3 separate regions of the Mus musculus genome follow, and regions 2 and 3 are each linked to region 1. Evidence: chromatin loops called from intact Hi-C (ENCODE). Cell type or tissue: heart. All regions are shown on one strand. Links, peaks and the distances in the headings refer to the core of each region. The heading gives the core; the rest is flanking DNA.

Region 1 (7,595 bases), core at 892-5,891:
AGAAGCCCCTAGCCCTGTGTGCCGCCATTTTTGCTTTCAGAGAACTGCCTCTCCATCTGTCCCACTCGATAGAACCTCAGTATCCTTACTGTTCTCTCATGCTTCTTCCAAAGAATACATATTCTTTCCATAGCCCCCAGCCTCAAATGGGAGTTTTTGTATAAACCCTGCATGTGCATCACAGAGCTCCAAGGCCTCTAAAAGGAAAGCTCTCAAATATCCTGGAGAGAGTAGAGAACCCAGAAATGGAATGCCCACGCATATCTACTTAGGTAAATGACTTAGAAAAATGAATTTCATAGAGCCACCCACCATGCCCCCCAATTTCATCCCTAATCACAGCTTTTTTGGGGTAGCTGGGATGGGGGAATTACTGACTCGGGGAGCAATTTAGGAGAGCAGGGATCCCTAAAAACGTCTATGATGTGGCTATGTGAAGAGTGCTGTTCTGATCCAATAACTGCAAACCTGGAACACTATTCATGAGGGGTGGCAGCAAATCAAAGCCTCGGAAGGTTTCAGTTGACTGACTTTACCACGTTGTATGATGGTGGGGGGGGGGCGAGGGGGGCTTCCTTAAAGGACAACACCTGCCTCTTTACACTAGCGAAGGACCATGATTCTGCTGGTGTGTGTGGCCTCCAATATGACTGTCTCTGAATTACCAGGGCCCCAGGGAGGAACGCTGACTGGACTCAGGCCGACTACTTAGAGTCTACATAGCCAGCTTCAAAACTGCCTGGTGAGGGTTGGCAAAGCCAGCCAAGGAAAAGGCAACACTCCCATTTTCAAAATGTATGTGACTTGCTCTTTCTCTCAAGACCAGACTCGAATGTTTTAGTGATACTTGAGGAGAGCAAACATTTACAAAGGCGTGTCTACCTATGTGACAATAGGCGTTGTCTCTGTCTGTCTGTCTGTCTGTCAGTTAGTACTTGGTCATCTCTAGTTTTAAATTGGGGGGGGGGACTAGGCAAACAGGAGGGGAAGAAAAAGATAGCTTTGTTTGTTTTTTCCAACTTGAACCTTCTCTACCTATGTACAGACCTCTCCAGGCTCTGTATCCCTGTTTTAGAAACACTGAGGGCTATGTGCCCTGTTGGCTTTTTGTTTTAATACCTATTCAGAAGTTTCCAGCTGTCAGAATCCTGAGAGCCAAGGCCAAAGGCAAGGAAAAGAGCCTTGAGTCTTCTTAAAGGGAAAGGGACTCTATGGGGTGAAGCCACAGGCTTCTTGTTTAAGTCTACAAAGCTGGCCGTCCTAAATGTCTTTCTTCAGCTTGGCAGTTGGAGCTTACAGCGACTCTGGGGCTGGCCTCATGTTTCCTTCTTTTGGGGCGCTCATATTGCTACACCCAGGGTTGCAGGCGCCCCACCCAGGCAGGCAGCTGCAGTTTTAAGCCCATGCCACATGTAGCGGTTCTCAGCGCTGCCTAGAGAGCCTCTTGGCAGAACTGTTGATCCACAGCCACCCCTGCTGAAGGAGGACTCTGAAGTAGCTCATTGTAGCTTGTTTGCCATCTTGGTCAGCTCAGAGGCACAGCTTGCCGCCTCCATGGCTGCCCGTTACTCTATACTGCACTAACAGCAACGAGCCAGGTAGGTATCTAATGCTTCCTAGAAGACAGCAACCAAGGGAGTGGTGCACTTTTCCTGCAGGTTCCTAAAGCAAAACACACAGTGGCTTCCCGGAATTACAACTTTCTCAAAGGCTCGCCCTTCCCACCCCCACCCTCACCTCCCTCCACCAAAAACCAAACCAAAAACCCTATGTAGGCATTTGATGAAATGCCCTCTCCTGCCAGTGGGGGGCGCTGACAGAGAGCCTAGCTCTGGCTGAGCTCCTCATTTGATACACAGCCTTGGCTTGCAAAGAAGGCCAAGGTCTGTGGATGGATGAGGTAGGGCAAGGGGCAGCCCCTCCTTGCTTCTCACAGTAATGGACTGCAAAGGTGCTAGTTAAACATACTTCCTCTCATCAGATACCCAATTAAGATGGCACGCCTTTCTGAATATGACATCGGCCCACCACCATCACCTGTGACTTGGGCCCTCTACTTAGGACGGGGACCACCCTACATGCTGTGCATTCATGCTGCCCCTTCCATAATCCCCACCCACGGCCACCCACGGCCACCCACTCCACAGTGCATTTCCTCCTAACTGGCCCCACGCAGCAAACAGGTCAAGTCCACCAGGTCCCAGTGCTAACAGTAAAGGGACATCCTGCTTCTGCGCATGGCCTCACTGATCAGGTAGGCAGGGCTCAGCTCTGGCTCCTCGGTCATGATGGCGATGTTCTGCCACTCTCCAGTCTGGCTGGACCTCTTGATGGTGTCTACCACGCAAAGAGCGTACAGGCAGTCGTCGAAGGTGGCAGCCATGGTAAGAGGCCGGCCGTCCCACGTGCGCCGGTCATCTTGATCCTGGAAGGCCTGGCGCACTGCCTGCATCATCTTCATGGTGCCCCGCAGGTAGGGCGAGGGGATGTCGCTGAATGCCTTCTCAGGCAGCAGGGAGTTGCTCACGGATGTAGTGTCCTGAAGCAGCAGCTCCTGCTCTGGGGCGCTATTGCGCTGTCCATAGAGGTCGGTGCCCACCGCCAGGAGCCGCCCAGCGGAACCCACCACGGTCACGTCCTGCTTGAACTCTCCAGGCACATTGAAGTTCAGGGTAACGGTGCAGCACACTCCACCCTCCAGCACCATCTGGAAGGTGCAGAAGTCATCACTGGTGATCTGACGGATGCCCTTGATGTGGTCCGTCTGCTTGACAAAGGTCTTGAGCAGCCCGTGGACCTTGACAGCCTTCTGGCCCGTGAGGAAGGTGAGCAGGTCAATGATGTAGGTGCCCACGGAGTGCAGGCCGCCACCACCCATCAGGTCGTCGCAGCTCCAGTTGTATTTCTTGCCCAGCAGACTACCGCTGTGCACCTGCACCTCGCACACCAGCAGCTCGCCCACGTAGCCCTCCTCAATCAGCTGCTTCATGCGTACGAAGGCTGGGAGGAAGCGCAGCACGTTGCCCATGATGCTCATGAGCTTCGGGTAGTAGTGGGCCGCTGACATCATGCGGAAGGCGTCCAGCGGCGTGGCGGTACGGTCACAGATGACATTCTTGCCTATTCCTGGAGAGAACAAGAACAGCAGATCAGTGGCCCTGTCTGGAGGGAGCCGCCGCTAGGGGGCGCTGCGGCCACCGAGGGAGTACCCGCTAGAGGAGCCCTCTCAATTCTCCAATTGGACAAGCTAGCCAAACAAATGTGACTGTTGCAAACTGCAGAAAGAAACACAACAGATACCCACATATATGCACACACCTAGTTGTAGCCCTTAGTGACAGCCTTAAGCATACAGAATGCCTGAATTTTCTTGCCAGTTCTGAAAGTTTGGCTGTCCCCGTCTCAGGACGGCACCGGCCTTTGTAACTCCTAGAACCCAAGTGAGGATGGAGGCTCTGGCGGAGGGATGAAGTAATGACGGTTTGTACCACTAGATGCCATGTACCCGTATCACACAGTGCTCTGACAACAGGTCCATGCTTGCCAAGGACAGATGCTCGTGCAAACAGATAATCCATACAAGGTTGAGTGACCAATACAGGCAGCATCTGCATTACACCTGTGGACTATGGGCTCTGGCTACACTCTATGCTATACCCTACCTCAGAAGCCCCCAAACAAACCATCTAACGGACATCTCTTCCGTTGTACTCTACTGGCCATGTGAATGAGGCTTTTCGATTTTTTTTTTAATTGTGAAAACTATGAAAGAAAGCCAATCCACTTCAGCACATACAGCCCAAATGAGCAGTGAAAGGGTGAGCTTTGTTAGCTCAGCAGACGAAAAGACTCTGGTGAATGCGCTGGGAAATGGAGGGTGAATAGGTACAGACTACTACCCCCATGCTGAAATCTGTGGATAGTGCCTTGTGGATACAATGTCTCTTCCTTTGGGGTTCTGATGCTTGCTGTGGTCTCAGAGCCTTGGGTTCTCATTCCTCAAGGATAAGAACTAAACGTTGTGAGTCTTAGGCCCACAGCCAGAGTCTCCTGCACATATGGATACCCAGTCCCAATCCCCTGCTTACAGCCTGTGATGCTTTGCAGATGGACTTGGGTAGCAGCCCTTGTATACTCTATCCTTGAATACCATAAGCAACCTCTAGAAATCAAAGAAAAAGGAATGTCCAACACACACAGTTCCTGCCCCAAGGGTGCTTTGTACATATTATTTAACATAAAAACCCTGGGAACTGTGTAGATGGCCAAGAATGGGCAAGAAAGAGTGTAATCTTCAAAGAGAAGAGTGAGCACTCCGGACACAGAAGCAGGCGAATCTCTGAGTTCGAGGCCACGCTCGCCTGCAGGGTGGGTTTCAGGACACCCAAGGCTACACAGAGAAATCCTGTCTGAAAACGAAACCAAACTAACAGTGAGTCATGACGGGAGATGGCACCCACAAAGACCATTCAACGACAAAAGCAAGATGACTGGGATGCAGTGGTACATGAACAGGCTATGACTTCATCTCTCCTTAAAGAGACAGAAACGAGCTGGAAGGGAAACTTCACGACTCTTAACTCTGGTTGGCCTCTCCTCCTCTTTCATAGTGCTAGGACCTGATGATCTTTTTTTTGTTTTTGTTTTTGTTTTTTCGAGACAGGGTTTCTCTGTATAGCCCTGGCTGTTTTGGAACTCACTTTGTAGACCAGGCTGGCCTCGAACTCAGAAATCCGCCTGCCTCCCAAGTTCTGGGATTAAAGGTGTGTGCCACCACCGTCTGGCTAGAGTCAGAAAATCTTAATGGGTCCTTTCTCACTGACATAAAGTACCCCCCAAAGACTTGTGTATGTGCCTTCTCCCTAGGGAAAAAATGGGAGAGCCTTCGCTGCTATTCCAGATCCTGGTGGTAAGTCTACCAGGTGAGGTGTGGTATAGCATCCTCATGGGAAATGTATCTTTCCTCAAAGGCAGAGGACCCCAAGCTTTGGGACTGCCGACAGTCTTCCAGAACATTTCCACTGCAGCAAACTCCGCAAAGGCCCTTGGAGCAACAACACATGGCTTCCCTCTTTCCACGTGGACACAGTAAAGGGCAAAGCAGATGAAAGGCAAACGAAGTGGCTGAGAGAAAGCATTTGTGTTTTTGCCAGTCCCAAACATTTCTTGAGCTCCAAGAGAGTGCTCCATCAGAGTTCTCCACTGTTAACAGCAATAGGAGCGGGCAGGCATTCTGCGAGTCCACGGCAGCTGTGACAGATACCAGCCACCAGGAGCCATCATGCTACAGCTCCAAATTCAGCAGACTCACTGAGGGACCTGTCCCCGTGCCCAGAAATGAATGTCTTGGGACATGGCCACATCTGTCCATGCAGTCCTGTGTGACCAAGATTGGATGGTAGAGAACACATTGAACTGTGCCGGGCTCCTTAACTGTCTTCTGCATGGACCGAGACCTTAAGCCAGACATGAGACCTCTGTAGCTAGATTAACTTTACTTTTAGGACCAAGACATTAACAAATAACGTGAGTGCTCCCTGGTTTTTAAGGAGAAAGATGGAACCTCCCCATCTATGCGTGGAGCTGAGGCTGGGAGACTGAGAGGCGGGCATGGAGCCTAATGGAAGATAAACATACTCTCAGCTGTGGGGGGAGGGCCTTCCTTCTTCCTCACAAGCAGCTTGATGCCCTCCTGAGGTCTCTCATGGGAAGTGGAAATGAGGTTTCTTCCATCCCACTGCGTGTGTTTTCTGTCACTGGGCTCAATGCCCATGGCCTTCACAAGGAATTAATGCTACAGGGGGAAGATTTTTCCAACCATGAGATACGAAAGCCCTTTTGTAAGCAGCTAGTTTCCACATTTCCTCCAAGCTCAGGGTCTCTCAAGTTGTGACTAAGTCCCAGTCAAGGTTTTGGCCTCCCAGAGACCAGAACTGTGGGACTGATTCTCCACGCAAATATTGCTTCTGCATCTTGGGAACCTAGGTGATAAGTTTCCCATGGACATACTAAGGAAAGATAATCACTCTCCGCTCTCCCAGGGAGCAGGCAGAAGGTGCGGCCACCCAGTAGCCAGGGCCATCCCAGGCAGAATCAGCCAGGATCTTCAAAGCATCCTTCCCTGCCGGCATTTTTCCAACTCTATACTCCTTATCTAATCAGGGTGGAATCTTCGAGACCGATGCCGGGTTCCCACACCTCCTCCTGACCACCCTATTTGTGCTGACAGCCCCTTATCCTCTGGAAGCTCCTGGGCAGCTGTGCCAGCAGACTGGCAAAACTCCCAAAAGGCCTTCTTCCATCAGATCCATCAGATAGGGTCCCCCTTGTCTGAGGATAAAAGAGAAACCCTTTCTGCAGCTAACTCCTCACCCTAACCTACACCCTGACCCTTGATCTTGTCCGCAGGTAACTCCTTAATAGTCTAACCCTCCAATGCTCCCAGACTCTGGGACTGACAAGATGCATAGGGGCCCCCAATCCAATTAGCAGAGGAAAAGAGCCAGGCTATGAGTGCTTGCTTACAGGATGCAGAGGTACAAACAATGCAATACAGCAGGAAGGAGGAGATGCCCAGCTGCTTAGAGCAAGTGGGAAAGCTCTGCTTAAGAGGTAACTTTTTAACTGGGTTCTGAAGCATGTATAGGAGTTTGCCTATTCAACATTCAGTTGATTTCCATTTAGAAATTGAGCTAAAACAAAGGTACTTACTTGAGATCTCAGAAGCCACCGACTATGGATGGTTTACAAAATATTATAAGTCTATTGTGAAGTGTGGATTTTTGGAATTAGGCTCATTAGATGCCTAAAAGAACCTACCATTCAAAAAAAAAAAAAAACTTAAGCTGTGAGTCTAGAGAAATGGTTCGGTGGTTAAGAAAAATGTACTGTTCTTCCAGAGGACCCGAGCTTGGTTCCTAGCACCCTCATCCTGTGGCTCACAACAGCCTTGTAGCTCCAGCCCCAGGGAGCCTGGTGCCTCTGGCTCCCATACACAGAGATACAAAGATTTTGCTCTTTGTCTGAGACAGAGTCTTACTATGTAGCTCCGGCTGGCCTTGAACTTAAAGAGATCCACCTGCTTCTGCCTCCTGAGTTTGGGGGACTAAAGGCGTGCATCACCACACCCAGCTCTAATTTGTAAAATAAGATCTTTTTGTTCTGGTTTTTTTTTTAAAGGTTAAGCAGAACCAGATCTTGAAGGAAAAGAAATGAACAGGACTGAAAGCCAGAGTCCTGGCTACAGTAGCACAACCATCCTCTCCAGAACATTTAGCCAGCTCCACTCACAGCAGCTCGCCATTTAGGCTAGGCTAGCCTTGTCTCTGTCCACTCTTTCTCTCTTCTCTCAACTCTTCCCTACCTCTGCTTCACTCCCCCATCCACACTTTGACCCCTGCTTCACTTCCCAAAGCCTTTACACACACACACACACACACTGAGAAGTAGTATCATCAGCACAGATGGCTCATCCCATCCCACCGTGCCTGGCTGGCCCTTCCTCCATACAAACTCCACTGAAGAGATGAACCCCACCCAGTCTTCTATTGCCAGAGCATCCTAACAGAGTCAATGTGCCAGTTCAGACGACTCAT
Region 2 (7,595 bases), core at 1,705-6,704, 120 kb after region 1:
AGACAAATTCCCTGGCAAGCAGGCAGGTAGGAAGAGAGGCCATGACTCAGTAATAAAGATAACGAACTTCCAAGATGGCTGGCTTCTTCCTCCCCCTCTTGACCTGAGACAAAAGCCAGTGGCTTAAAACAAAGGCTAGAAGGTTCTTTCTCCCATCCGAAGCTTTCCTGCGAATGTATTGCCTCATCAAAGCCCCAAGGCCAGAGCAGGACTTGTTACATAGCTGTGGGCTGTTCAGCCATCCTGTCTCTCTTCAAACTGATCAACCCTAAATTAGGAGAGGAAACCTTCAGAGACTTTAAAAACCCTGGACCTCGGTCAAGCTGAGACTGGATTTTTGGCTTCCTAAGATCCTGCTCCGCTTTGCAAAAGGGTCTTTATCTCTGTGTATCTGAGGTGTGCGTGCGTGCCGTGCGTGCCGTGCGTGTATTCGGACTTTCTTCGATTGCTGGTTCTGTCTGCTCCTGCTTGCTGAGTTTAAGATTTTTCTGCTGTTACCTACCCAGCTCATGATTTTTCCTACCTTTTAATTTTTTTTTAACAGAGAAAATGAACATGATCAAGACCCCTGGACATTCTAAGTGTGCTTGTTGGCCATTGAACCTCGGGTCTTGCACCTGCTCAGCACACGCTTAACCGTAGGCTACAATCCCAGCCTTGGAGAATACCCAACCCAGAACATACACCCGTCATTTATCGGACCACAGAGGAAATCAAGACATTCCAGAGGAATGATGTCATTGATCTGTGTTCTTTCACCACAATACACTGGAAATAGAAACCAGAAATAGAAATGCATTCTTCTATCCCATAACTCTGACAACTAAAAATACCCCCTAAATAGTCTCTATACTAAAAAGAAAACTATGATGAAAAAGAAATATTTAGAATGGAATGCAATGAAATCATGCATTACAAAAATATACATGGGTTAGCTAAAAATTGTACCCAATGAGCAATGTAGGTCTTAAGAACATTCTGTAGATACAAAATACATTTTAAACTTAATGAGTTAAGCATTCATATAACTCAGAAGGAGAAAATTACACACACACACCCAATTTAGATGAATAGAGAAATAAACATAAACACTAAAATAATAGAATAAAACCCAAGAATATAAAAATTATCAATAATAGTAAAATATTGTTATTAATTAAGGGACTAGTGAGGTGGCTCAGTGGGTGGAAGTGATTGGTGGTCAATCTGGGCCAACTGAATTGGTCCTCTGAATTTACATAAATACAGGAGAGAATGGACCCCCAAAAGTTGTCCTCTGACCTATACACACATACACACACTCATGCACACACTATGATATGCTCCTAACACATACTTACACAATAATAATACACAAAAGTAAATTTAAAATAAAATAAATTGCCATTAGGTAAAATAGACAAATCTCTGAAGAAAGGCAAAACAAAAAAACCTCAGGATTGAAATATGGTAAAGTCTGTCTATTATATAGTTTCGAAACTTTAATTAAATAGACTTTATAGAACTATATAAGTTATATTGACCCCAGGAAGAAGAATCAGAAAGTTTGTATGTGACAGTGATTATTAAAATAATCTGATGGCCAGTCAAATGTCTTCAAGAAAGGAAAAAAAATTTATATATACTTACCCCAAGACAGGGTTTCTCTGTGTAACCCTGGCTATCTCAGAACTCGCTCTAGAGGCCAAGCTGGCCTTGAACTCAGAGATTTGCTGCATGTGGCTGACAACTACCTGTGACTCAATTCCAAGGGTTATAACCACCTCTTTTGGCCTCCATAGGCACCAGGCATACATATAGCATAAAAAATCTTCAGAAAAAAAAATATATATGGGGATGGAGAGATGGTTCAGTGGTTAGAAGCACTGACTGCTCTTCCAGAAGTCCTGAGTTCAATTCCCAGCAACCACATGGTGGCTTACAACCATCTGCAATGGGATCTGATGCCCTCTTCTGGCATGTCTGAAGATAGCTACAGTGTACTCATATGCATAAAATAAACTAAATAAAAAAAAACATATTCAACAAATCTAAACTAGAAAACTTAACTTGATATTTGATATTTGATAACTCTGTAGCTCCTGGTGAAAGTGCAAACACACTTGATGAAAATCAGGATACACACACTCCCTTACACACACTCCCTCCTGCTACCTGTTAGCTCTTGGGTTCCACACAGGTCAGGACACACAGGTCCTGACCCCAAATTCCAGCTTCTGGAGACAAAGAGGAAAGGGGATAGATCGAGCAGAGATCTTGCAGGTGAGAACTTTATAGTAAGGGACTCCTGAAGGCTATCGACAGTGTGGGGCACTGAAGAGAGAGACTCCTTTCCCACCAAACAAAGCAAGATGTCCATTCTTAAAGGCTTCCAAGGGTAAAGTGGGCCGAAGGCTTAGCTGATTGGTGGCCTACTCTATTGTACTTGCAATCACCTTACCTCTGATTCCCCAGGGGCAGGGGTACACATAATAAATAAATACATCTTAAAAAAAAAAAAAAAGGAATGTCAGTTGTGTCCATGAGGAAGGGTGGGCTTGGAAGGCAGAGCAGGTAGGGGTGGGGGTCACCACTTTCTACCAGGGTGGATTTTAAGTGTCACTAGTCTTTGGTTATCATCCTTTCCTTTGAAATGTGGGATGGGTTTCCCGCCCACTGAGTGTGGCTAGACTTGGTGACTCACTAAGGAGTAGAAAGATGTGTGTGACTTTGGAAGCTATGTCATAAAAGGAACTGCAGCTTCCTGCTTGCTTTCGCCTATACACTTATCTTGGATCAGGGAAGCCAGCTACCCAAGTCGTGAGAACTTGGGGCAGCCTGGTGGAGGGCTACTGGGGAGAAAATAGAGGGGCTTCTAGCCAACTGCCTTGTGTGCACCTTCTTTGAAATACACTTCCTATAGACCTCAGATGTGTCTCAGTCCTCTTAAGCCGCTGAAAAGATGCCACAGCCCCAATGGCTGAACAGCACACACTTCTCAGAGCTCAGGAGGTGGAAGGTCTGGGATTGAGTGCTGCTGGATCCCATGTCTGATGAGGACCCGTTTTCTGATGTGGCCTGGGGGGAAGTGATCTCTTCCTGTCCTTCTGAGGGCTTTAAACCCATCACATGGCTCATTCCCATGATGCCATCTACACCTAAATACTTCCCAAAGGTCTTACTTCCAAACACCACCATGCTTCAGATTAGATCTTCAATCCCCCACTCCAGGGGTGGGGTTGTGTGTGGGAGGATTCGATCTGTAGAGGATAATTGACATATCATGAACAACTTTTACCTGTGGGAGAGAAGCTAGACTGACTCCAGAATCTTGACCCCAAGAACCTACGGGGTAGTAAATGTGACTCTAAGCTGTTAAATGTTGGAGGCCATGTTTTGTGCAGCAGTGGGTAACTGAAATATTCTAGTAGCAGGAAGCATTTGTGAACCCCAAGAGACCAATCAGGAATCCATCTGATGCACGAGGGTCTTTATTCACAAGCTCCGGTTTAAGCTTAACTCACCACCAATCCACAGGATGGTTCTGGTGGAGAAAAACCCCATGAACACTCATTGGGACAGGCTTCATAGAAAATGGCAAGGGATGGGGTGAGTGTTTCTAGCCCGGCAAGCATCTAATTGGGGTGGTACTGTGGCCTTTAGTATAATTAGCTGGTGCTGGGAGACAAACCATAAACTTAACTTCTGCTTTTCTCCTGATTGGTTGTTGTTAGGCAGGGGTGGGCGTATAACCTGGGGGTACAGATTTGTTAGGGGAGACCGGTGCTAGATGCAGATATTTGGGAGGGGGGGTAACCTGGAAACTGGTGCTAGACACTGGATTGTGGGGGTTCAGGGGGGTGTAACCTGGAAACTGGCAATAGGAACCGGCCTGTTCAAACTTGGATCAGGTTCTCTAAGATAGAGTCTCAGTCCAAAAAGATTTGGTCTCACAATACGACTTCATACCTCTATAAAGAACTTCAGACTTTTTTAAAAGATAAAATGAGCAAACATGAGAAATGCTTTAAACCTGAGACATGCATATTTTTGTAGAGGAATTTTAATCCAGCAACATGGTTGCTGGAATACAGACATGCCCTTAGTACACACCTTTAACTCCCTAACGATGTAGGTTAACGTTACTTTCTAGAAGGAAGCAGCCATATTGGATAATGATGTCTAATTGAGGAACAAAGTGATGAATCAGGGAAAGATTTGACAGAATGAATCAGAGATAGGATATGCCCAACTTTCAGGAGAACAGGACAGGAAAGAGAATCTATTTAAGAGCAGTTCAGGGAGAGAGAGTGGGGGCAGTTCTGTCCAGTCAGTTGGGAGTTGGTGTAGTGAGTGCAATGCAGTGGAGTTGAGTTCAACCGTTCTTGCAGTTCAGTGCAGGTCAGCAGAGGCAGTTGAAGCCAGAGGATAAAAAGGAGCCAGAAGATTAGAACAAATTGCCAGTTAGTTTGAGGCCAAACAGAGAAATTCAGTGAGAAGCTGAGAGAAGCAAGATTGAATCAGTCAGCTTGGAGAGAAGTTTGAGCCAGAGCAGCTGAGTTGAACCAGCCAGCCAGAGTTCAGAAAGAACTAGAAAGGGTGAGCTTATTCAGCAGTAAGCCTCGGAGATGACAAGTACATCTGGTGAATATAAGTTGTATTTATGGGCTGGTGAGTTGGCTCAGTGGTTAAGAGCACCAGTTGCTCTTCCAGAGGTCCTGAGTTCAATTCCAAGCAACCACATTGTGGCTTACAGACATCTATGAGGGGATCTGATGCCCTCTTCTGGCCTGCAGATGTATATGCAGCAGAGCACTCACATAAAAATTTTTTTTTAAAAAAAAAGCCAAAAAAAGTTACATTTACATATTTTATTAGACTTTCGTTGCTGTGACAAAATACCAGAGCTAACCAACTTAAAACAAGAAAGATGCATTTTGACTTAAGGTTTCAAAGGTTTTGGTTCAAGGTCCTTTGCTCTCATTGTTTTGGGCCTGAACTGGGGGTGTATCTCATTGTGGGAGCTGTGTAGCATAGATGTTTATCTTCTAGTGGGCAGGGAAGAGAGAGGTGGAGGGAAGCTAGGGACAAACTATACTCTTCAAAGACACAGTCTAGGTGACCTTCCTCTAATCGGGGCCCACCATTAAAGGGCATATTGGGGTATGAGCTTGTCTGTGGGTTAGCACCACAGTGACTGGACCGTGAGGGCTCATTGGATGATGTATTCATGTGGCTAGAGTCCCGGAGAGACAATCACACCCACCTCTGAAGTTTGTTACTGAATGTTCCTAGGATCTAATCTCTGCTGTATGTTGGGGGGGGGGGGTGCTACATTTTATACCCAACCCACAATACCATACCAAACCACATACCATAAAGTAACAGTTAACCATTTGAGGGGTGTCTTACTTAGGGTTTCATTGCTGTGAAGACACACCATGACCATGGCAACTCTTATAAAAACAATTAGTTAAGGCTGGATTACCATTTAGAAGTGTAACAAAGTTCTACTAGTCAGCATTTCCAGATGGTTAATGTGTTACTATTCATATTTTTAAAAAATCTCTCCCCAAATGTGTCCACTATCCAAAATTCAGGAAGTAAAATACAAAGAAAATAAATATGCTTTATGGGTTCCACCATAATTGACATTTTTTGTGTACCTACTCCTAAACTCTTCTTCAATATACATGTAGGCATACTGTGTACACATATACTTCCTCTCTGTCTTTTTTTTTTCTTTCTGAGAATCTGACCATGTACCTGAGGCTAGCCTAAAACTCATGATCCTCTACTCCTTCCTGCTAAGATTGCAGTTATATGCCAATACATCCAACAACTCTTCACACTTTATAAATCCATCCTGTATTTTTGGGGAAGGGTCTCACTTTGTGGATCAGGTTGGCCTAGGTCTCGCTATGTGGGTCAAGTTGATCTCAAAATTATGGTCCTCCAGCATCAGCCTCCCAAGTGCTGAGATTTTAAAGCACACACCACAACACCCAGTTTCATCTTGCTTTTCTCAGGATACTTTGTTTGTTGTTATTGAGACAGAGTCTCCTGTAGCTTGGGCTAGCCTTGAACTTGCTTTTAGTTTAGGATGACCTTGAATTTTGGATCCTCCTGTTTCTAACTCCAGGTGCTAGAATTACAACTGTGTGCCACCACAGAGTATGCAGTGCTGATGATAAAATTCAGGACTTCATGCATGCTGGGCAAGCTCTTACCAACTGAGCTAGCCTTGGCTCCATTCTCATGATGCTATTAATAGGCCTCTATCCACATCAATATCATTCCAGACTAATGTTTCAGAAAATCTCTTGATTTAATATATTTAACAAGTCTCTTATTTTTTAACTTAAAAACATTTATTTGTGTGTATGTGTGTGGGTGAGGTGTGTGTGTTTGTATACGAATGTGGGTATCCAGGGAAGCCAGAAAAGACGACATATCCTCTGGAGCTAAAGTCACAGGCAGCTGTGGGTTGCCGAGTGTGGCCCAGGGAACTGAACTCTGGTTCTAAGCAAGAGCTTTCAGTGTTCTTAACACTGAACTATTTGTCCAGCCCCAGCCAATCCCTTGCTCAATGACTGTAATTTGTTTCCCGCTTTGTTAGTTTGGATTTTTAAAACTTTTTATTGATTCTTTGTGTTTCATATCATGCACCCCAGTCCATCCCATCTCCCCATTCCCTCATATCTGCCTTTCATCCTTGCAACCTCCCCCTCAAAGTAAAAATTACACAAACAACAACAGATCATAGAAAACATCTCAGTGTGGAAGCTGTAGTGTGTTACAGTGTGTCCCACAGTATACTCCTCGGTCCACACACCTTCACTTTCAGTTGTTCATCGCAATGAGTCATTGGTCTGGTTTGAGATCTCTGGCTTCTGGGACACCATCAGTATTGGATCCTCATCGAGACTCTTCCCAGTTATCCTGTTGTTGCCCTGTGTGATGGAGATCCTGCAGCTTTGGAACAGCAGGACTGGACCTTTCATATGTCCCAATCTTTTGCAGATGATACAGATTTGGGGTGGGCCGTCTCAGAGCTCTGGATCGGGACCTGGGTGGTAGCAGAGCTGATCCGTCCACCAGCTCTCCCTTATCAGCATTACCAGGGCAAGCACTCACTCTTCCTTCACAATGCTGCCATCAGCGGGAGGAAGGGTCAGTTCTCTCCCTCTCAAACCCTTAATGCTAGCTCACTCGAGCCTTTGCCATCAGAGCCAGCTACACTGTGTTGCCTAGGTCAGGTGCAGAGCCTGCTTTCCAGAGTGCTACACTTAGTGAGGGAACAGGGCTAGCTCTCCTCCTCTCATGCCCTCAGAGCCAGCTCTCTTGACTAGACCACCTACTAGAGGTGGCAAGAGGAGCACCACCCCACACCCATGCCAAGAGTGGGAGTGGGGGGGGCAGCTGTTCAGTCTCACCTGCACCCCCTTCACCAGGGCTAGCTCTACTGTGCTGCCCAGGTGAGGTGCAGGGCCCGCTCTCCTGAGTGTTGCAGTTGGCAGTTTGGCTTTTAAGAAACAGATATTGGAGATGGGTTGTTGTGGCAATCTCTAGGTTAGAATGGCAAGAAGCCCCAGAGGGTCTATGGAGGTGACTAT
Region 3 (7,595 bases), core at 1,705-6,704, 62 kb after region 1:
CAGGAAGAAGAGGGGATCAAAGCCACCATGCTGGACTCTGTGCCTACTGTCCACTTTGCTGAAAAGCTCAGCTGTGTTCCCGGCCCAATCAGGCCACAAACCAGAGACTAAAGATGCCACAGCCATAAGACTCCAGTCTAGCAGAGACAGGCCTATCAAAGACTTGAATCATCAGTGGAATCTATTTCAAATTATATGCAAAATGGTCAAACATGGGCCAAGTGTGTTGGCACATACCTTTAGTCCCAGCACTCAGGAGGCAAAGGCAGGTGGATCTCTGAGTTGCAGATCAGTCTGAGCTACATAGAAAGTTCCAGATCAGCCAGAACTCTACAGAGCAAGACCCTGTCCTTAACCTAAATAATAAATAAACCAATAAATAGATTTACAAATGAATAATTAGATAAATGAATAACTAAACCAATAAGTAGCTCAAACATGTGTGCATTTGCTGAGGCATCCAAAACTCTGCCCCAAGAACTGCCATGCTAACTGGCCGTGCAGGACCAGAGGAATCAGAGAAGCAAGGTGTGAGGTTAGGGTCAGATGGGGAGCTGATTTGATGACACTGCCATCCTGTGTGGAAGCTGGAATCTGCTGCAGTGCAGGAAGGACGGGCCTTCTGAGGAAGGAAGCCATTCGGCCCAGGAAGAACCTGGGATGCAGGTACAGCCAGACCAGGCCAGGAAGTGGGGGGAATAGTAGCCAAGGGTCTGGCTATGGCCATCTGAGCCTCACAATGACTTCTTTCCTTCCTTCCCTCCTTCCTTCCTTCCAAGATTTTTTTTAAAGATATTTATTTATTTATATGTAAGTACACTGTTGCTATCTTCAGACAATCCAGAAGAGGGCGTCAGATCTCCTTATAGGTGGTTGTGAGCCACCATGTGGTTGCTGGGGTTTGAACTCAGGACCTTCAGAAAAGCAGCCGATGCTCTTTAACTGCTGAGCCATCTCTCCAGCCCTCACGATAATGTTTCTGTGAGCGTGCATGTATGCAGTCATGTGAGTACCTGTGTGTGTGCAAAGGTGTGCGTGCATGTGTATGTACACGGCCATGGAGGCGAGGGGACAAGCTTAGGCGACATTCCTCAGGCATTCTTCATCTTTGCTTTTAAGACAAGAACTCCCACTGGCCTGGATCTCACTCAGTAGCCTAGGCTAGCCAGCCAGCCAGTCCCAGAGACCCAACTGTCCCTACTTCCCTAGCACTAACATCACACATGTGTGACAGCGTGCCTAGCTTTACATGGGTTTGGGGGATCAAACACAGCTCCTGGTGCTTCTTTGGCAAGCACTTTATTAATGGAGCCATCTCCCTGGCCCATCATGGTGACCTACTTAAACAATGCTGTCTGTCGGACACACGCCTGCCATGGGCAGTGGACCACATCTACTCAGCAAATATACATGTGTGTGTCTGGAAGGGAACCCTGTACTTTAGTTGCCCATGGTCTGGCCCACATACTTTATAGAACTAGTTCTCTAGAGAACTTATTTAGGCTTGTGGTTTTAGGAGATTTTCATCCACCATGCTAGAAAGGACATGGTAGAGAGAGACTGGGTCTGTGGCATCAGTATAATGCAGCAGAATATGTCATGGAAACCATTCACCTCATAACCGACCAGGAGGCAGAGACCATGCCAGAACCAGGTACTAAGTTATGGCCTTCAAAGACATACCCTGAGTAAACAGCTTCTACCATGCATGCTCAAGCTCCCCAAACTCTCCCAGCCTCCTATTATAGTGCCATCAGCTGGAGGGGATGAACATTCAAAACATGAGCCTGTTGGGGGCTGCAGGGGGTGGGGGTGGGGGGTGGAGCATTTCAGATTCAAACCAGAACAAGAAAGTAGGATTCTAAGAAACAGAAGTCTGATATGCCATCAGAAACCACATGTGCATGCCAAGTCTTTTTATCATGTCACCACCGGCTATTGCACATCCCTTATCATCACCAGACATTTCTCTGTTCACCTTCTAGCTGCCCGAAGGGGAAGCAACTTCCAGCACTCTGGGGCCATCCAGCATTAGGTGGCAAAGATGAGGAACAAACTCTGAAAGGAAGATTGTTGGAAGCCGTGTGCTAGAACGTTAAGCATTTTAAGATGCTTAAAGTTCACTGATTTAATCGCCATTAGGAAGGACCAGAGAAGATTCAAGATCGAAGACGTGATGGTTGGCAAGGGCTGCTGGGACAAAGTACCACAGCCTCACAGTGCTAGAACCTGGAGATCTAAGAGTCAATGTGGGCCCGTCAAATTCTTCTTGGGAGATATGAAAGGAAAACCATCCTATGCCTCTCCCCAGCTTCTGGAAAGGTTTTTCACTTTTTTATTTTTCTCGTGGAATTGAAAGCAGGACTTTGTGCCTGCTGAAGCAAACGCTCTACAGCTAAGCCACACCCTTATAGCTAAGCCACATCCCCAGCTTTACAGCAAAGCCACACCCCAGCTCTACAGCTAAGCCACACCCAAGCTCTATAGCTAAGCCACACCCCCTATAGCTAAGCCACACCCCCAGCTTTACAGCAAAGTCACACCCCAGCTCTACAGCTAAGCCACACCCTATAGCTAAGCCACACCCAAGCTCTATAGCTAAGCCACACCCCCATAGCTAAGCCACACCCAAGCTCTATAGCTAAGCCACACCCCCATAGCTAAGCCACACGCCCAGCCCAACTCTTAAGTTTTTACACATTAGGTCAGGTGGTCTATCTCTTTCTGTGCCTAGTTGACTTTACTGGACCTACGGTCATGTCTGCTGTCCACATCGCCACACATGGCAGGAATTGCTACTTCTTTATGGCTGAATGCATTCTAGCCAGTATGTACGAGTCTTCTGGGCAAAGTCACTCGGAAGGCATGAAATAGGTGAGGGGAAAAGGTGCATGCAACAACGTACATGAGCCAATGTCACAAGCTAAGTCCTATTTCAGCAGCAGACAAGGTCAGCTAGTTGAAGAAGCACAGAGGACCTGAGGCAGGGGATAAGTGCATTCCATCTTGAAGAGGAGGAGGAAGAGGACGAGGAGGAGGAGGAGGAGGGGGAGGAATATACAGAAACATGGTAGGCCCTTGTATCTGAACTTGATTTCTGCAGTTTCAATATTCATGGCTAACCACAGTCCAAAGATATTACATGGAAAATTCCAGAAATAAACAATTTATGTGAGTTTTAAATTGTGTGCTATGACGAAATCTCACAGCATCCCACTCCATCCCACCCAGGATGTGAGTCACGCCTTTGTCCAGCATATCCACTCTGACTCTGCCACCTGCACCTGTTAGTCACTTGGAGGAAGGGGGCGGGGGGACGGGGCTCAAGTCCCCACCCCCTCACTGTTTTTGGTCTCATTGGTCGTCCACCAAATAAGGATATTGAGAACGATTCTAAAAAGGAAATGGAAGTTTCCAAATGCCATAGCAACACGCAGCCTTCCTCAGAGATGCCAAGAGAGGCAGTGTCTGCTGCCTCCCTGAATGCTGTTCATATTTGGCTGTGATGTTCAACACATCCTCGGGCGATTACGGGCAAAGACAGTGACTTCTGATACTAAACTGCCCTGGAATATACAATCTGTCAGTGCAACCATGGGAGGTGATGGCATCTACCTAGGGTTGGACATGAGAGCCTGGTTGTCCCTCTGATAGGCTCTGGGCACCAAGCTCCCCGCCTGTGGAGAGTGAGCCAAAGTCTCTCTACAGCAGGGCTAATTTTAAATGCTGGGATACAAGGCCTGGTGGAGTGATTCCTTCTGACCTTGGAGAGTCAAACATCGGGGCAACTGGGGGCAACTTGGACCAAACTGTAAGCAAAAAAAGGAATTGCCTGGGGAATCAACAAGACATTCCTCAGCCTACAGTGAGCTTATGTCCTACCCCAGAAAATCATTTATAAACAAAATAGCCTCCTAAGCCCTGAAGTGCACCATTTAGGGTACCTAGCCTAGAAAACATTCTAGCTTAGACCCTGAAAAGATGATCCTGCAGAGTTAAGGTTGTGGGGTTGACCAGGAGCTTTGTTTGTTTGCTACCATGGCTCAGCATCACAAGAGAGACTCGGAGCACTTAACACTACCTGGAGAAGACTACACACCATGATTGTAAGGATGCTTCTTACGAAATGCATACTGCCTTCCTACATAGTAAAGCTTTTAAAAAAAAATCACTAGGTAGAACCATTAAGCCAGACTATCTGTATTGAGACTTGGTTTCTTGTGGTCCACAAAAAATAATATGAGAGCTGGAATGATTGTCAACAGTCCTTGCCACTCTGGGCTCAAATCCCCATCCCCCAACAGAATTCCCATGAGTCCCTAGAGCATTGCTGAGCAACTCTATGGTGAAGTCAAAAGTCATGGCTACTACCTGAAGTATGCTTAACAGAGAGACACTTACACTTGCTCCTTCATGGTCTTGCAGAAATAACACTTCCCAATGTACATAAGGCTGAACTCTGAAGCATTCATAGTTATGGGGCTGCTAAACAATCCTCCAGCGACCCCCAGAGTGAAGCAGAAGGGCAGGCAGGCAGGTGTATGTGTGTCTGTGTGTGTGTGTGTGTGTGCGCATGTATATACACATATCCTGCCACCACTACCACCCTCTAAGCAATTCTGTTCCAGACACCTCCCTCCATGTTCTAGAATGCCCAGCTGGGCCATGATTTCCTTACTGACGTCAGTTCCAGGTGTTTCCCCACCCAGTTTTCAAAAGTGCTGGGGAACCGAACCCAGAGCTTCATGCGTTCTAGGCAAGGGCTCTACCAACAGAGCTCTAGCTCCAGCCCCACAGTCCTAACCCCTAACAAAGCCGACATTCCTATTAGAGCAGGCAGTGACTAAGAATCCACTCGCAACCACTCACAGGATGGCTCAGTTCTCCCAGCTCTTACACGTGACCAGGAGTGTGGAGGACTCTCTACCCAGTTGGTTTGTCACAGATCCAACTCTCATATTACAGACTTGTTTCCTGGAGCTGTTATTGTGGGTCTGTTCTGCTTGAACCATCCCTGGAGTCCTGACTCCCTAATGGAAAGTAAGTGTCCAGCAGACCACTTTTTTCAGGATTTAAGCACAGGGGGCTCGGCCTATTGGTTAGCAAAGGGAACTGTGCACCAGTAGCCAGGTCTCACACCTACAAGCAGACCTGTGCAAGCCACATGGGTGAATCCCTAATCCCAAGACGGGTAGTCATCTTGCCACAGCTTGACATTGTCGGACCTGTGGCTGGTCCAATCTGATGTGAGGCTGTGATGACCACACTTGGGGACCACCTGTGGCAATCCTGGACAGATTGTTAATAGTAAAGTTTCTCAGAAACGGGAGTTGGGGAGGGGGGAAGGAGGGCTTGAAATAAGTTCAGGGTCATTCCCCTGGGAACACAAATGAGGAACAAAAATGAGGTTTAATCTAATGTTCAAAATCTCCTTTGCCGGATGCTCCTAACCCTAGACATGGGAAGGGCTTTGTGTGTACATGTTTGTATATGTGTGTGCTGTATCTATGTGTAAACACATGTATGTGCATATAGAGGCCAGAGGATAATGTTGCGATCTCTCTGTCTATCATCCTCGACCTTATTACTTGAGAGGAGTCACTTACAGACCCTGGAGCTCACTTGTTTTGACTAGACCAACTAACTAGTACATTCTAACTAGTTTTCCTGTCTCTACCCCAATTCCATGAGATCTGAACTGGGGCTCTTGTGCTTGAGTAGCAGGCTATTTACTCACTGAGCCACCTCGCCAACCTTAGAAGGGATGTTGATGCTGGCTGGGCCCTCGGCATGACCCACAGGTCTAGAAGGAAGGGAATGGACACATAGTCCGGGAGAAGCCTGGTTGAGGCAATATCCTGGCTTGACTACCTGGGCCTGGTGAGGTCAAGGAGAAGGGCTGGGAGGTCAGCGATGAGGAACAAGAGGTCAGAAAGATCAGGGACTCTATCAAGGTCAGTCCATCCCGAAAAACAAGGAGTCCCCAGGAGGTGGCTTGGCGCTTAATGTGAGAAGACCTCCTAGGTGCTTAAGGGGTGAAGACCAGAGAAGGACAGAAAACTTCCTGAACATTCTATGTCCTGTGGAAAACTTCCTGAACATTCTATGTCCTGTGGAAAACGATACGCTGCCTCCTCCCATCGGAGTTCACCTCCAATTTTGTGAGTGTGGGTTTGCATCAAAACTACCAAAGGGGGCAGGGGAAATACTCCATTTCCAGGGAACTTTCTGTTGCCTTTGTAAAATGCAGGTTAAGGAGAAGGAACTGTCTGTTCCCCTGAGGATGTTTCAAAGACTGCTTTGATTGGTCCAGAGCCACAGGGTGCAGACAGCCTCTCCGCCCCCCCATCACTGCCTAGCAGTGTATCTGCTTTCACTCAGCTCCATGCATCTCAGACCCAGAGACGTTATCTTTGCTCTTTTGTAGTCACCTCAGCATCGAACAAAGTGGTTCATGCATAGCAAAGCTTGAATAAATGTTTATTAGATGAATGGGACCGGCTACAAAGGTAATTTTTTTTTCACTATTCAAAATACAATGGGTCCTTGCAGATTCCCCGCAGGGACAATTATTGAATCATTTGAAGATATGCAGATCAGAAATACAGGCAGTAGTGTCCTTTCTTCTTTCAAAGCATATTTGTTCGGGTTTCCTCAATCATAGTATGTTTTTATAACTTCAAAAGGACAGGCAAACTAGTAGCGATGGAAATAACATCCAGGCAATGTGGCGCTTGCCTGCAATCCTGCAGTTGAAAGACAGAAGCAGGAGGAACATGAATTCAAGGCCAGGCAGCCTGAGTGCCACAGTGAGAATCTATACCAGCGTTTCTCAACCTGTGGGTCCGACCCCTTTGAGGGGGGTCAAAGATCATAAAACACAGATACTTACACGATGATTCGTAACAGTAGCAAAAGTTACAGTTATGAAGTAGTCATGAAAAATCACTTTATGTTTGGGAGTCACCACAACTGTATTAAAGGATTGCAGCATTTAGGAACATTGAGAACCACTGCCCTAAACCAAAGAGTCAAAATAAAGCAACAGCAACAGCAACAACAACAGCAGCAGCAGCAGCAACTTAGATTTAGGGGAGAGCTATATTAAGCCAAATGTTAAAGAATAAACACATGCACACATATGCACATGCATGCATGCATGCATGAACACACACTAATCTGAAGTTGAAAGTCAATCACTTTCTTTTTAATCTGCCCATTTGCTGATCTGGAAGTGAGGCAGGCACACTGCACAAAAACATGCAGCCATCCATCCCTGGCCATCCGATCCTGCAACCTACATTCGTATGATCTCACAGAAAAAGAGCACAAAGCTACATCTGTCCTCACGACGGGCTGAGCTGTGCCTCTCCAAAAGCTACAGACACCCTTCGCCCCTGACATCTGTGAAGGCTACCTTGATGAAATTCAAGTTGTCCCAGCCAGAACGGCTAAGATCAGGATCACACTGACAATAAGTGACCGTGAGGCTCTGGGAAAGAGGAACCGGATTCAAGACTGTTGGGAGAGAGACTACTGCAGTCATTGTGGAAACCACTAAAGGGGTTCCTCAAAAGTCTCAAATAGAACTACTA

Evidence for each region. Peaks named below come from ENCODE experiments on the same cell type or tissue, not always from the same donor. Only the 100,000 strongest peaks of a DNase experiment are listed, where the experiment ranks them.
Region 2: a loop joins it to region 1, with 4 times the contacts of the local background. A loop is called at or near these places in 16 of 42 quality-filtered maps.
Region 3: a loop joins it to region 1, with 3 times the contacts of the local background. A loop is called at or near these places in 5 of 42 quality-filtered maps.

What each region holds. Positions count from the first base shown.
Region 1 is chr13:43,198,119-43,205,713 of GRCm38, forward strand. It overlaps Gfod1 (glucose-fructose oxidoreductase domain containing 1), which reads right to left. Exons shown (of 2, transcript NM_001033399.4): 2 at 1-3,126. The coding sequence ends at 2,207. Among named protein-coding and RNA genes, the nearest start is that of Gm40929, 30 kb to the left of the region's middle. In heart, for the core only: CTCF peaks have their summits at 1,819 (motif pointing right), 3,173 (motif pointing right) and 5,271; DNase peaks (open chromatin) are centred at 2,945 and 5,343; H3K27ac peaks cover 1,473 bases; H3K27me3 peaks cover 108 bases.
Region 2 is chr13:43,316,901-43,324,495 of GRCm38, forward strand. Gm52047 (a long non-coding RNA gene) reads left to right here. Exons shown (of 3, transcript XR_003950636.1): 3 at 545-827. Among named protein-coding and RNA genes, the nearest start is that of Gm52047, 15 kb to the left of the region's middle. In heart, for the core only: CTCF peaks have their summits at 1,958 (motif pointing left) and 4,767 (motif pointing left); no DNase peak of the experiment used is centred there.
Region 3 is chr13:43,258,959-43,266,553 of GRCm38, forward strand. The region is part of intron 1 of Gfod1 (glucose-fructose oxidoreductase domain containing 1); the gene reads right to left. It overlaps LOC115488162 (a long non-coding RNA gene), which reads right to left. Exons shown (of 2, transcript XR_003950633.1): 1 at 1-7,595. Among named protein-coding and RNA genes, the nearest start is that of Gfod1, 41 kb to the right of the region's middle. In heart, for the core only: no CTCF peak of the experiment used is centred there; a DNase peak (open chromatin) is centred at 3,693; H3K27ac peaks cover 1,861 bases.